Regions from separate parts of the Mus musculus genome. Here region 2 is linked to region 1. The links are chromatin loops, found by intact Hi-C in ENCODE. Cell type or tissue: gastrocnemius. All regions are shown on one strand. Region 1 has its middle 27 kb from the start of Gm24454. Region 2 has its middle 6.3 kb from the start of 9130204K15Rik.

Region 1 (8,000 bases):
AAGAGAAACACCCTCTGTGAGTATCTGCTGAGAGAAGAGAGCTTGAGGGAAAGGAAGGCCGTGGGTGGCCAGAGACATGACCTTCACGAGCTCCAAGGACAGGGCTGCACAGTCCTGGGGAGCCACCAAGCTCTGCGAGCACCCTGGTGTAGTGCCACCTTCCTGAAATGGGGCTGTGACATGCTCTTACAAATGAGAAGATCATTTACCTGGTACCGCAGCCTGACCGCCTCACATAGGCAGCCTGTCCCCACACCTGCCATTCCTCCTTCTAGAAATAGCTCCAACCTGCTTCTGCTATAACCGTTACCTTCACTGAGGTCGTCATCTCTCTCACTATGGTCCCCAGCCTTAGTTTCTTCCCCAGAATCTCCCGAGAGGGAAACCCACTGTCTTAGTCGGGGTTTCTATTCCTGCACAAACATCATGACCAAGAAACAAGTTGGGGAGGAAAGGGTTTATTCGGCTTACACTTCCATACTGCTGTTCATCACCAAGGAAGCCAGGACTGGAACTCAAGCAGGTCAGGAAGCAGGAGCTGATGCAGAGGCCATGGAGGGATGTTCTTTACTGGCTTGCCTCACCTGGCTTGCTCAGCCTGCTTTCTTATAGAACCAAGACTACCAGCCCTGAGATGGTCCCACCCACAAGGGGCCTTTCCCCCTTGATCACTAATTGAGAAAATGCCTTACAGTTGGATCTCATGGAGGCATTTCCTCAACTGAAGCTCCTTTCTCTGTGATAACTCCAGCTGTGTCAAGTTGACACAAAACTAGCCAGTACAATTGACCCCTTGTCAACTTGACACACAAAAACATCACTAGTAAGCCTCAACCCTTACAATCTTATTCATCCCCATTCTAAATAACTTTAAAAGTCCCACAGTCTTTACATATGCTTAAAATTTCAATCTCTTTAAAATATCCATCTCTTTTAAAATCCAAAGTCTTTTTACAATTAAAAGTCTCTTAACTGTGGGCTCCACTAAAACAGTTTCTTCCTTCAAGAGGGAAAATATCAGGGCACAGTCACAATCAAAAGCAAAAGTCAATCTCCAACTGTCCAATGTCTGGGATCCAACTCACGATCTTCTGGGCTCCTCCAAGGGCTTGGGTCACTTCTCCAGCCAGGCCCTTTGTAGCACACGAGTCATCCTCTAGGCTCCAGATGCCTGTACTCCACTGCTGCTGCTGCTCTTGGTGGTCATCTCATGGTACTGGCATCTCCAAAACACTGCATGACCCCTTCAGTCCTGGGCCATCAATTGCAACTGAGGCTGCACTTTCACCAATGGCCTTCCATGGCCTCTCACAGTGCCAAGCCTCAGCTGCTCTGCTCAACTCCTTCATGCCTTCAAAACCAGTACCACCTGGGTGACCCTTACACATTACCAAGTCCAGCCACAGCACAAGGTACAACTTTGGCTATATCTGGAACACAGCCACTGTGCTTTCAGAAAATACTTCCCAGAAGATGTCACCTCAATGATGCTGGTCTCTTCTTAATCACCGCTAATTTCTTAGCTCCAGCTAACCAGCATCAATAGTCCCAGTAATGCAAAGTTTTTGCTTTAGTAGTTCTGGTATCTTGTTAATCACAGCTGATTCTTCAGCCCCAGCTAACCAGAACTACAGAATCTTCACAATCAAAACAGGAATGGCCCTGAAAAGAGTCTTTAATTTTCCCTCTGAAATTTCACACACCAGAGCTCCAACTTCTGCAGTGTTCTCAACATTATCTTCCAAGCTCCTACACAACATCCGACAGAGGTCTTAACAATGGATGGATCTTCAAGCCCAAAGTTCCAAAGTCCTTCCACAGTCCTCCCCAAAACATGGTCAGGTTGTCACAGGAATACCCCACTCCACTGGTACCAATTTGTCTTAGTCGGGGTTTCTATTCCTGCACAAACATCATGACCAAGAAACAAGTTGGGGAGGAAAGGGTTTATTCGGCTTACACTTCCATACTGCTGTTCATCACCAAGGAAGCCAGGACTGGAACTCAAGCAGGTCAGGAAGCAGGAGCTGATGCAGAGGCCATGGAGGGATGTTCTTTACTGGCTTGCCTCACCTGGCTTGCTCAGCCTGCTTTCTTATAGAACCAAGACTACCAGCCCTGAGATGGTCCCACCCACAAGGGGCCTTTCCCCCTTGATCACTAATTGAGAAAATGCCTTACAGTTGGATCTCATGGAGGCATTTCCTCAACTGAAGCTCCTTTCTCTGTGATAACTCCAGCTGTGTCAAGTTGACACAAAACTAGCCAGTACACCCACCCATGTCACATTCCTGCTAGAGACAGTCAAGCTGTCAGTGTAACTTCAAGATCTCCTGCTTCTTGGCTTCACCCATCACTGTGTCCCCTCCAATTCACAAGGCTTCTCACATTTAGGGGCCTTTAAACACATAGCTCCCCTGGCCTGGATGATGCCCCACAACCACCGCTTGCCTAAGTCCTCAAGGACTCGGCTTAGAGGCTGTCTGGTCCCTGGAGGGGGTCTCCTTGACCTTCCACCCTCCTAGCTCCACCTTTCTCCACAGACTCCTTGGTTCACGTGGACAACTCTATGGCATTGTGTGTGGCATTTTTCTGTGTTCCGTTAAAGCAGGCATGTCTCCTCCTCATTCGCCCTGTGTCTACAGTACACAGAGGTGTTCAAGGGCAATTGATGGAGGAGCTTAATTAAGAGCAGCAGCTCCAAGCAAGCTCAAGGCAAGTCTAGGCTAACAAAAGGCAACAACCAAACTTAATAGCAAACCCACACCAGATTCCCTTGCTTTATCTGAAATAAAATTCACCCTCGAGTTTTGCCAAATCTAAATGCTCCCCACTTTAGAAAAGTAAACACACACACACACACACCAAATTCAGAATCAGACATGAGCTATACCCTATGTCTGTAAACTTTGGCCAGCTGTCTTCACCACCCAAGCCTCAGTTTCTCTTTCTATAAAGTGGGAACTATAAATGCTACTTCCTGGGACTGGGAATGTAGCTCAGTAGGCAGAGGGCTTGCTTGGCTCGCACAGAGCCTTGGGTTCCACCCCCCACCCCACCCCCAAAAAACAGCCTGTCATAGTTAGGTTTCTATTGATGCTGAGAATTCACAGAAGTTTGTCAACAAGGATGAAGCCAATGAATAAAGTCATCTTGAACCAGCTGGAGACTGCAGAGTCAATGTGCCTCTGCTGCCACCTTCTGGACGATGGGAATAAAGCCACAGGTAGCGGCTGAGAGGGATTTCAAGGGCCGTTGCCAAACATATGGCTCTCACTTGTATCTGCCACGTTTGTTCAACAGCTAATGAAAAGTTATCAGAGCAGATTGCTTCAGAGATCAAAACTACCTCATCAGGGAAAAAGTAAAGAAAGGAAAATGAAGCACGGAACAACATTCCGAGAATGGGAGAGCACCTCCTGGGACAGCACCTCCAGAGACAGTGTCTCTCTGACATGAACGCAAGAACCAGGGAGGCAGCCCTGCGGGGGAGAAGGAAATAGCTCCTTTAGAACCTATGGGAGATGTGGCCCCAAAGGCCACCGGAAATGCAGATCCCGTTCTCCTGACCAATATAAAACAGATAGTCGTTTAGAAACAGCTTAATAGAAACTGCTGGAACCTGGGAGGCGAATATCTCCAAAGGTCATGGCTTTGCAACCAGACTTGCTAAGTCAACAAAGTGGGAGGCAGCCCAGCCGCTCCGTTAAATCCTGCAGCCCCTGGGGCTCTTCTTGGCTTGTCTTACCTACATACATTAGTGCACACTGAGCACATGTGCCTCCAAATCCATCACTGTAATTTGGATGGGGCTTCTGCTCTAGCATAAGGGCAGAATCCAAATGGACGATGGCCAGGATCATTTTTTGTTCCTCCCTATTCCAACCATCCTGTAAAAGCTGGAGCTAAGAATGCAAACTTTGAAGAATCAAGGGCAGTGTAGGACCAAGATGTTTACTTAGCCAGGGAGTTTGCTTCCCAGAGAGGCAGGCTCAGATTTCTTCCTGCAGCAGGGCTAAGCTGAGTCCAGCCAGTTGCTTCTGAGAAAGGAAAGGTCCTGGTTGGCCCAGGCGACAGGCAGTTTGGGGGAACACCACCCTTGCCAGGGAGGGTTTCCTGGAGACTGACTACCATTCTAAAGTGACACCAAACTTCATTAGAAATGGGAGGAAGAAAGACACTCTGTAGGATTCCCAACACCCAAGAAAGCCATAAATCAGAAACAAGGATGTATTAAAGTATCAAAATGGGCCATCGAGACAGCTCACAGGCTGAGGTGCCTGCACACAGGCCTGATGACTTGAGTTTAATCCTGATTCCCATAAGTTGCCTGGATCCCAGGCCAGATCACGAACTCCTGAGAATTGTTCTCTGACCTGCATGCATGTTCCACCGACAGACAGGCAGATAGACACTCGTGCACACACGCCCGCACAAATACACATACATACACACACAATTTATTAAATTAATAAAATTATATACAAAATTACCTATATAAATTGCAAATAGCCAGGACAGGTATCATAGCTCATCAGTAGAGTACACACCACCACCACCCATGATTCGTGGTACTCACTCCCTCGCACATGCCTGGAGAAGCTTCTTGGTTAAAGATAGTGTTTAAGGGCTGGAGAGATGGCTCAGCGGTTAAGAGCACTGACTGCTCTTCTGAAGGTTCTGAGTTCAAGTCCCAGCAACCACATGGTGGCTCACAACCATCCTTAATGAGATCTGATGCCCTCTTCTGGTGTGTCTGAAGACAGCTACAGTGTGCTTAGATTTAATAATGAATAAATCTTTAGACCAGAGTGAGCGGGGTCGACCAGAGTGGGCGGGGTCGACCAGAGTGGGCAACCTTCCTTCCCAGCAACCACATGAAGGCTCACAACCATCTGTACAGCTACAGTATACTCATATACATAAAATAAATAAATAAATCTTTAAAAAAAATAAAAGATAGTGTTTTAACTCCAGTTCCAAGGGCTCTGACACCTTCTTCTGGCCTCAAAGGCACCAAGCATACTTGTGCTGTGCATGCATACACACAGGCAAATACTCATACAGGTTTTTAAAATGTGAAGAAGAAGAAGAAGAAGAAGAAGAAGAAGAAGAAGAAGAAGAAGAAGAAGAAGAAGAAGAAGAAGAGAGAAAGAAGAAGAGGAAACAGGTGTAGAGGTGTAGAGGCCATCTCCGAGTCTCAGGGGACCTCTGGCTTGAGGCCAGGCTAAAGCCACATCCTACCCTGTCTAAAACAAGGATTATTTTCCTTGGGTCCTGACAGTCCTCTGCTCCCCAGTGGCCCACTGGCTTGTCCTTCTGTTTCCTCTTTTTCTGTCCCTTTATCACCTCTCTCTCCCCAGCCCTGGTTCACACTTGTGACAGAAGCTAGGCAGCAGTCACCATTGCCCTAGTCAACAGCAACAGTGGCAAAGGCACAGCTGGGGTGACCCCAGGGACTCCCCAGCCCCACCCCACGACACTATTGCGCAACTGCACTCAGCAACCCAGCAGAAGGTGTCCTTTAGTGTCCTCTTCCTTGGCCCCCTCCTCCTTAAGAGTCCCTTCTCAGTTAGGCCTGCCTGGCACCCGTGCTTACCTGGTTCTGCCCCAGCCCACCCTGGTGACCAGAGCCTTCCCATAGCCACAATTCTTCACTCCTCGATAAATAATCTCAGACTCTGAAAATGCTGAGACTTCTACTAAAAACCCAAAAATCTCCGTTTCCACCTCCAGCACCTCCTCCCTCCCTCTGCCCCTCTCCGTTTCAGACTTTTCTAATAGCTAGCACCCGGTGGCCATGATGGCTCCCTCTGTGGTAGGAAAAGCCCTGTGCCTGAAGCAGGCAGAGAAGATGTGCAGACAGCATAAGCCAAACTGAACAACATACATGTTTAAACTACACACACGTGCACACACAGACAGGGAGAGAGACAGAGAGATCTTGTGCACATTCTTCATGGGCATTTGGAAAACAATTTAAATATTCAACTGCTATGATTCTCTAAATCTTTTCTAAGGCAGATAAGAAGCCCTTGGCTTTTCATGGAGGCACAGGTGGCTTATTCTGGTGGACCACAGACTTGCCAGGGTGTGAGGGGCTGATAAGGCTACCAGACTAATGTGGGGTGTGTGTGTGTGTGTGTGTGTGTGTGTGTGTGTGTGTGTGTGTGAATGTGTGTCTCTGTTCACAGCTTACCATGTGATCCTAGAGGAGTCTGTCATTCTCAGCTTTGAAGTGAGGTAAATTAGCCACTGCCCACTCTGTATGCTAAATAAGCCTTTCCCCCTCACTAAAAACAAGCTGGATATGGTGGTGCACGCCTTTAATTCCAGCAACTTGGGAGGCTGAGATAGGTGGATCTCGATGAGTTCGAGGCCAGCCTGGTCTACATAGTGAGCTCCAGGACAGCCAGGGCTATGGAGACAGAATCTGTTTAAAAACAACAACAACAACAACAACAACAACAACTGGCTTTATATAATTAGAAGTGTTCAAAGATTAAGTAGAAAGTAGAATTTCATGCCAATTAAAGAAGATAAAATTGCTGCCTTAATTAACTTGCCACTTACTTTCTCAGCCAACAGTCCTTGAAAACTAAGTAAATGTCCCATTTTCCCATCAGTAGAAATAGCTAGCAATCACCCACAAACTCACCAGTCCCTGCTCAGCAATGCCAAATACACAGGAGCAAGACAGCTTAAATTTGTCTTTTCCAGGGTAGTCTCAGGTCTCCAGTATGTCAATCCTTAAAGTGTAATTCATGTTGGGTGCCTTTAATCCCAGCCCTAAGGAGGCAGACACAGGCAGATCTCTTCGAGTTCGAGGTCAACCTCATCTACATAGTGAGCTCAAGAACAAGCAGAACTACATAGTAAGAGCCCATTTATAATAATAATAATAATAATAATAATAATAATAATAATAATAATAACAATAATAATAATAATAATAATAGTCAATATAAAATCTCAGTGATAAAACCTTAAAGCTATTCAGGTCTATGAATTCTCTGATCACAAAACAGACCCAAGAAAGCATCCAGCATTTTGAGCAACAAGCAAGGACTTACTACCCACGAGGCCAGGTCCTTCAGAGTGGCTGATGCACTCTGTAAACTACTGACGGGTGACAAAGCCAGCAGCCTGCTTTAGCCAGGTCCCCAAAGAGCAGCCCTCACTCTCCTATTGGAAAGCACAGGGGCTGGTTAACCTCAGCCCTCACTTGTCCTATTCAAAAGTCCGAAGGCTGGTTAACCTCTGGCTCCTCCACAGAGCCCAAATCCCAGGCTCCATGGAACCTGGAAGTACAGCTAAGGGCAGAAGAGCAACTCAATGGTCTCCCTTGGGACCAGGACCCCTGCAGAAGCATGAGACTCGGGAGGCTTTTACCACCCAGGCTCAGAAAGGAACCCAGAAACTCTTGCCTCTGGAGCTGATCTAAGCCTAGGTCACTGGAATAGCTGTCACCTTCAAGCCACCCAAGATGGGTGTCCCAGTTAAGGGAAGACATGACCACCATAGACCCGTATCTCAATCCCTGTGATTTTAGTATGCACACATCCCATAATCTCTAGCAGGCCTCCTGTCCCAGGGTCTCCAAATACAGGGCTTCTTGCATTCTACTTTTTTTTTTTACCTTGGATGTATGTAAATGCACTTTATGTGTTTTTATGTATTTATGTACAGGTATGTATTGTGTGTATATGGGAGCCCATGGAGGCCAAAAGGATGTCATCAGATTGCCCCGGAACTAGAACTTAGCACGGGTGCCTCAGGTTTTACTGCAGGCAGGGAACACGATCAGGGTGAAGCAAGAATGAGACTTTAATCATCCCTATTTTGGTAACTAGTGCAGGGCCAAGACTTCTTGGAATCTGACATTATTAGCTCATATTTAAGCATAGCACAATTTTGGAAAAAAAAAAAATTTAGTTAACAATCCGGCCCTGGGAGTGCAACGAAGTCTAAGACATTTACACTGCAGCTCTTTACAAAGT
Region 2 (8,000 bases), 120 kb before region 1:
AGTTGGCCATCCAGAAACCGCGTAGTGGGAGAAGAAACTAATTCCCGCAAGTCGTGAGTTGGATCCCAGACATTGGACAGTTGGAGATTGACTTTTGCTTTTGATTGTGACTGTGCCCTGATATTTTCCCTCTTGAAGGAAGAAACTGTTTTAGTGGAGCCCACAGTTAAGAGACTTTTAATTGTAAAAAGACTTTGGATTTTAAAAAAGATGGATATTGTAAAGAGATTGAAATTTTAAGAATATGTAAAGGCTGTGGGACTTTTAAAGTTATTTAGATCCTCTGACCTGCATACATGCAGCATGACATGTAGATGCCTGCCCCAAACCAAGGGAACTTTAAAAAAAATCTTTAAGTGAGGTTGGACAATATTACTAGATGCAAAACATACATGTTAAAGACTACTCACCCTGGTGTATCCTGCGACCAAAAATGTAGAGAAGTATTCTTTAAAATATCATTTACAAAAAAAAAAAATAGTGTCTTGTGGCCTAATTCTAAATCTCTATAGAGAGACATTTAAGGACTAAAACGGGAGCTGGGGAGATGGCTCAGTGGGTAAAGGCACTTGCTGCTGAGTCTGACTACCTGAGTTCCTGGAGCCTACATGCACCAACCATCCTCAGTGAAGTTATCTGCAATGGGTATGCTGAACTCCATGGTGGAAGGAGAGAGTTGGCTGCTCCTCTGACTTTCACACAGGATCCTGGGAGATGCGTATGTGGGTGCAGTCCTCTTCCCAACCCCCGAGAACATAAAGGGTTCTCAAACTTCTAGGGTAAGACAATAAACCAGTTAAGAATGAACAGCAAACACAGGCTAGGCAGAGTGGCCCATGCCTATAATGCCAGCACTCTGGAAGCTGAGGCAGGAGGACCACAAGCTTGAGGTCAGCATGCTACATAGTGTATAGGGACACTTTGTCCTAAAACAAAACCATGGGGGAGATGAGGAGGTGGGAGTGGTTTGAACAGGTTTGTACAGGTTTGAACAGACATTTCACCAGGAAGAATGAATGGAAATACACACCTGAAAATAAACTCAGTGTCACTATGGAGAAGTTGGCATGCGTGCCCTGGGGAGGGGCTGCTAACTAAAATGGGAATGGGGTATTCCCGCTACTGGCTATGCCTGCCATCTTTACCGGAGTATTGGTTTCATGGATAAACGCATATGTCAAAAAACACTGAATAGCAAGCTTCAAATCTGTGCTATATGCTGTAAGCCAATCATGCCTCATTAAAGCCATTTTTTTTTTTTTTACAAAGATTCCAGTCAAAACAGAAACCTACCATGTTTGTGGGCTGGCAAACTCAACAGCTCCCTCAGTTTGATTTATAGACTGAAGGCTGGAGAATTCGGTTGGCAAAACAGAAAGTTACTATAAGTCTGCAGTGTGCTGTGTTCTCAGGGCCTGACCAGCGAGCAACCAAGAAGCAGCGGTCCAAAAGTAATCATGCTTTAATGAACACCTGGTATATGACAGAGACGGGTCCAAGGCAGGGGGCAAGGGCAGGCTCTGTGATAAACAGTGGTGGGACAGGCAAGCCTTTGTGCAGGAAGGCGACAGCTGGAACCCTGCCTCCCTCACGCCTTAGACAGATCAATTCCAGGGTCTGGAAAGGAACTCAGTGGTAGACCGCGTGCTTAGCATGCTCTAGGTTCAGTCCCCAGCACCAAAACTAACCAAGTAAAAGCAAGACAACAGTAACCGATCTCAGGGAGAGTAAGAGCTTAAATGTCAGAGGCTACGCTTTCGGTAGGTAATATAGAGTGTCCTCGAGATGTCCAGGTATAGAAATAATCCATGGAGACATAAAAGTGCATTAACAGAACATTGAGTTCAACTATGTAGAGAGAATATCGTGTATTGTATGGATGCACCACTTGTCAATCAAAAAGCCCAAGGCCTGTGGCTCAGACAGGAAATAGAGGCAGGGCATCTGGGGCAGAGAAAGGATTCTAGGATAGAGCCAGGTGCAAGGAGATTCACTGGAAAGGTGTGACAAGATGGATGCGTGGTATCTGAGCACAGGTAACCAGCAACGTGGCAGAATGTAGGCTAAAATCAATGGGATATTCTAAGTTAGATTCAGTCAGAGAAGAGCCTAGCTATACGGCCAAGGTATTTGTAAATATATTTTAGTCTGAGTCTTATTTTTGGGAGCATGGGGTGGGAGATAAAACACATGCTGTGCAGTCAGGAGGACAGAAGTTTGAGTCCCCAGAGCCCACATAAAGAGGCAGCATGGCCACACACAGGTCTGTAACCCCAGCACTAATCAGTGGTGTTGCTGAGGACAACTAGCATTTACTGGCCACCAGCCTTACTCTAGGTTCCACGAGAGACTCTTGCTCAAAGGAACAAGGCAGTGAGGGATAGAGTAGGTCACTTGATGTCCTCCTCTGGCCTCTGTACACATGCGTGTTCATATACATGTCAAATAAAACTAAAAACATTTTAAAGAAATGGAAGCTGGGCATAAGGGCACACACCTTTAATCCCAGCACTTGGGAGGCAGAGGCAGGCACAGAGAGTTTACACAGAGGTTTGCATAGAGTGTTCCAGGATAGCCAAGGCCACATAGAGAGACTCTGTCTCAATAACAAGGAAAATCATGGAACGCAGAGCTGGGAGGATCGTTATAAGCACTTGTTGCGCTGGCTGAGGACCCGGGTCTGATTCTAAGGAGTCAACCATCTATAACTCCAACTCCAGGGCGTCCAACACTTTCTTGTGGCCTCTATAGGCACCAGGCATGTCATGGTATATATACATACATGTAGACAAAACTATATACTCATGATAAGATTATAATTTTTAAAAATCTTAAGTGTTCTTAAAAGATGACATGTTATACATGAGAAAAATTAGCACCAGCAATTCTATTCAATAACACAGATAAGGCTCATGAACATAATTTGAATCAAACAATGACTGTAAATAATGCATTTATTATATTTGAATTTCTTTTTAAATGTGTGCATGAGCTGGGCATGGTGGCAAGCACGTAATTAGCACTTGGGAGGCTGAGGCAGGAGGATCACAAGTTAGAGGCCAGACTGAGCTGTACAGTGAGCTCTGTCCAAACAAACAAACAAACAAACAACAACAACAAAACAATGTGTGCCTCTCTCTGACTCTCTGCATACTGGGAAGACTTCTGATAGCCCAAGCTGTCTGACATACTCCCACCAACCAGATCATCTGCTGCATCTTGGGATGCCCCGGTGAGCCCGTGCCTCTGTCTCAGCTACTCACTCTCCCCTATTCCCATGACCTCACTGGGACCAGCCTTCCAGGGCAAACCCAGTGCTACCCTCCCAAGTGTGGCTTCCTCCGCGCCCGAGCATTATCCGAGCCCCAGCTGACACCCAGAGCTTACTTAGGGCTCCTCTCTTGTCCATTTGGAATTCAATTCCCAGTGCTGGTTACCTGCTTGGGCCTTCACCTTGCTTATAGCATCCCCAGCCCCACTAGGCCTGACACATGTACTGGAGGCACATAATAGTTAAGAGTAACTAACAATAATAAAATACAGTTCCTCTAAGAAGCCAGCGGCATGAAGTTTGGGAGAGACAGCTGTTAGGGACACATGTGTGATTCTGTTTGAAACTCACGACAGAAATAGCCTAGCAGAGGCAAACTTTGCATCTAGATACTTGGATGCTGGGAAGGGTCAGACACGTGCAGAATGACGAGCTAGTGCAGAACACGCATGGCATGTGGGGCCGTGTAAACACATGGAGGACCAGGTCAGAGAAGGACCCTCGGGACCTGTCCCCAAACCACCCCAGGGAGAGGCATCGCCTCACAAAACCAACAAGGATAATGGGATGGGGTGCCGGGGAGGCAGATGAAAACTCACAGAGGTAGCCAAGGAGTGAGGCCTCCTCCCCGCCTCCCTCAAGCCTGAGGCTGCATCTTTAAGCATCCGTTTGCCGCAGCAAGCCCGCCGCAGACCATAAATATTTTTCTATTGACTTTTGTTTTAGTCTTTAACAGTATCCTATGAACGATTTCAATAAACAGTGAGAGGCAGAGAAGGGGAGAAATCAGAGCACCAAATAAATCTTTGACATGTGAAAATGAGCTCCCGCCTTCTCTGCCTGGGGCTGCAATGAGGAACAGAGACACTGACAATCCGCAGTGCACAAACCAGGCATGGATGTGGCCACTGGGACTCTGCCAGCATCTCCAGCTGAGTGGAAAGGGAAGGAAGCTTCCAAGAGGAGGGAGCAAGGCCAGCTGGAGGGAGAAGGAGAGAGAGGGATGAGGCTCAGCCAGTCTGAGGCTATGGCCTTAGAGGCCCTCCGTCCTCCCTTGCTGGGATGTGATACTTGAACAGGCTGAGGCCTTGACTGTTGCCTTCTGCTTTCCCCAGTCCCTAGCTGCTCATCCTGACCCGTGGTTTCTATGCCTGTAGTTCGTAGATAAAAGTAATGTTGGCCATACAGGGCTGAGATCGGCATTGAATGAGATCATCCATGGGCAGCTGGGAATATGGTCCACCTGGTGGAGTGCTTGCCTTGCTTGCAGAAAGTCTTGGGGTTTAACACCCAGCCCTGCATAAAACTTAGCTTGGTTGGTGTACAGCTGTAATCCCAGCGCCTGGGAGACACAGGCAAGAGGATCAGAAGTTCAAGGCTACATAGCAACTTTGAGGCCAGCCTGGGCTACATGAGACTCTCTCTCTCTCTCTCTCTCTCTCTCTCTCTCTCTCTCTCTCACCACAGACACACATACAGAGCAGGGTGATTATTCACATAAAGTCACTTGACACAGGTTTGCAAAATCTCAAACCTTGAATGATTTTATAAGCAGGGCTTTTGGAGAGTCTGCAAATTGCTCACCCCACAAAGATACCAAATAACTCTACCTCTCTATAAAGACTTATTCCCTTCCAATTCCTTTCATCAGATGCCCACTTTCCACTCTCCCAAAGTAAATCAAATTCTAGGAAAGAGGTTGTCATAGTTATGAACTTGAGTGACACTATTTATTGTGTACAATGGTCCTCAAATGCTGGAGATTGTCAGCCCAGCTCCTGGGAGGCAGATGCATCCTGAAAACAAAGCACACGTGGCTGGAACAGGGCTCAGAGACAGACCTGATTCTCACTGCCTCTGGAGCCTTCAACAGGATACCTAGCCTTTTGGAGCTTCCTGTTGCGCATTCCTAAAGTGGGTGTGGCTACACCACCATCACTATTATTGGGAAAGGCAAACAAGACACAAGATGAAGACTGAAGCAGGTACAGCTTAGCCATGAAGAACAAAGAGAGAGAGAGAGACCTCAAAGAACCAGGCCTTGGATTAACAGGACTCTCAGCTGGGTCTAACACATAGGCATTTAAAGGTAATGATACTTTTAAAGAATCCTACAGTTCTGAAGCACTCTTTTTTTTTTCATCATACTGTACCCCAGGCTGGCACAAAGCCACTTACATAGCCCAGGCTGGTTTACATACACTGTGTAGCTGAACTTGTGGCAGCCTTTCAGAGGTGCTGGGATTGCAGGTCCGAGTCACTCTGCCCCATTCTCCTAAGGACTTGTGCATGCAGGGCATCACGGAAGCTTCTGAGACTCAGACAGGTCATGAGACTTGCTTCAGGTCACAGTGTAAGTGGTAGTGGCAATGCAGGGCAGACACTAGCCTTGATTGTCATATTCTCCTCTCTCTGTCCCTCACTCATCTCAGAGGCTGGGGCTTTATAGGCAACTCCAGGGGGAGTCCAGATCCCTGGCTTCCACAGGAATCTGTACTCACATGTATGTGCTTGTAATGTGCACACGCAAAGACACTAAAAATAAATAAATATTAAAACAAACCAATGTTGCGCTACCACATAGGCCATCCAGCAGGTATACCATAAAAGCTTCCTTGATTGCAGCTTACCCCTCAGGCAGCCAGGGTGGACACTCCAATCCGCTCTCATTTGTCAGCGACAGTCACAACAACCGAAATGTCTTAGTTAGGGTTTTATTGCTATGAAGAGACACCATGACCAATGCAACTCTTCTGAGGGCAACATTTAACTGGGGCTGGCTTACAGTTTCAGAGGTTCAGTCTGTTATCACGGCAGGAAGCATGGCAGTGTCCAGGCAGGCGTGGTGCTGAAGGAGCTGAGGGTTCTACATCTTGATCCTCAGGCCGCAGAAGAGGACTGTTCACTGAGTCAGCCAGGAGTGGGAGCAGGGGGTCGGGTCTCATCTGAACTGGGTGGAGCATTGGAGGAGACCTCAAAGCCCGCCTACACAGTGACACACTTCCTCCAACAAGGCCACACCTCCTAACAATGCTACTTCCCATGGGCCAAGCGTATTCAAACCGCCACAAGAAGGTCAGAGGTTTTGTAAAGGGAACTTGTTCTCACTGTTCAGCTGTCCAGAAACCAGTTGGCATGAGTCATTCATTCACTCACTCACTCACTCAGTCCTTCTGCCTCCATGTAAGTACTCCATTGTGAGCACAGTCTGGAGACAGACAGACAATAGCCCCTGACTTCAACTAGGGGAGACAGATGAGGAAACACAGAAGCTACATCTTCCCTCTAGTACCAGGGAACCCCAGGCCCTTGGAGCAAAGAGGCTGGGACATGAGGGTCTTCCTGTCAGGAAGGAAAGCCTGCTGGAAGTCCTTAGCTTTTGATGTGAACAGTGTTAGCTTCCAGGTCATCACTCAGCATGGCAGCGCACGCAGATGGCTTGTGTGTCCCATGTCTAGAAAGCCATCCTGTGCTATCTGCTTCCTCACTGACAGCCTTGATGCTTCCACTGACCAGACACTGCTCATGGGCCAGGCTAAAGACCAAACTTCAACCTAGCAGGAATCGGGCTTATGACCAATGCATCTCTGCCACCAACTCTGTGTGACCTGGAGTCATGCAATACTCCTGAACTCTCGTTTCTTTCTCCCATAGTATGGGCCTAGTGCAATCAGGGAGAATGAGGCAGCTGGTGCCTGTGGCAGCCACTGTTTTTGGAACCACCAGTCTTCAACCTTTTCTGAGGCTCCGGGGGCTTTCCCACACTAGAAGTTTGAGAGATTCTCTGCAGCCAGAGGCAGCTGATGAGTTAATTCTTAAGGCTGTCTTCCCATGGGGAGTAGAGGCAGGGCAAAGGGCAGGCCTAGAGACCTCTTTTGGAAATGACAAGATCATTTAGCAATCAATTAGCTTGGTCCCCAGGCTCAGGGCCTGCACGCCTGCCTGCTAGCAGAAAGAATGCGCTTTATATACTGATTGGAAACAGATGTGCCGGTGAACAGCGCTAGCCAGGCTGGGCCTGAATTCCTGGGCACCCGGCTGCTGGCCTGGAGATGGGGATTTGTTATTACATTCTGGGCACCAGCGTGGGGAGGGAGGCCAAGGCAACCAAGCTAAGAGAGCAGGCCGCCTGGAGAACGTACCCCTCGCAGGACCCCGGGCATGGAGGAGGGAGAGATGTTGACTCTGTCAGCAGTAATCTGGGATAAAATTAGTTCAGCCAAATACAGACTATGACTTTTGACCAATGGATGCCAAATTCCAAACGTGAGACCAGAGAGGCGTGAGGAAATGAGTGAACCGGGCACTAAGCATAGAACCGAGGACCCTGGAGTCCCTGCTGCTTTGAAGCCATGCCCCATTTCCTAGGCTTCAGCTGTGTGGAAGGCGCGCCTCCAAGTCCTTTTACACAGGATCCCATTTATGAACTACAGCCATGCTGGGATTCTACTTTACGGATGAGAATATGAGAGAATGGGGGCGGGGCGGGGAGGGGACCAGAGGGGTGGAACAAGTTACTGAAAGTCACACAGCAAGTGCAGAATCCAGTTCTTGAACCTGCTTTCAAGACTCTCAGGTGAAGGGATGAATTCCACTTCTTCCTCCTCCTCCTCTCTTAAAGAATGGAATGGGAAGGCTGAGCCCCTAGACTCCAGCCCCACAGTACTCAGAGAGCTCACTACTGTCCCCAGCGGGACTCATCAGCCTTCATCAGTCAAACCCTGCCAGC

What was found. A loop is a pair of places that touch in the nucleus more often than their neighbours do. Peaks named below come from ENCODE experiments on the same cell type or tissue, not always from the same donor. Only the 100,000 strongest peaks of a DNase experiment are listed, where the experiment ranks them.
Region 2: a loop joins it to region 1, with 2.3 times the contacts of the local background. A loop is called at or near these places in 8 of 42 quality-filtered maps.

Annotation. Positions count from the first base shown.
Region 1 is chr11:79,916,894-79,924,893 of GRCm38, forward strand. No RefSeq gene overlaps it. Among named protein-coding and RNA genes, the nearest start is that of Gm24454, 27 kb to the left of the region's middle. In gastrocnemius, a CTCF peak has its summit at 3,205 (motif pointing left); DNase peaks (open chromatin) are centred at 3,205, 3,717 and 4,001; H3K4me3 peaks cover 649 bases; H3K27ac peaks cover 2,541 bases.
Region 2 is chr11:79,798,995-79,806,994 of GRCm38, forward strand. No RefSeq gene overlaps it. Among named protein-coding and RNA genes, the nearest start is that of 9130204K15Rik, 6.3 kb to the left of the region's middle. In gastrocnemius, no CTCF peak of the experiment used is centred here; DNase peaks (open chromatin) are centred at 3,802, 4,208 and 7,383; H3K4me3 peaks cover 637 bases; H3K27ac peaks cover 3,919 bases.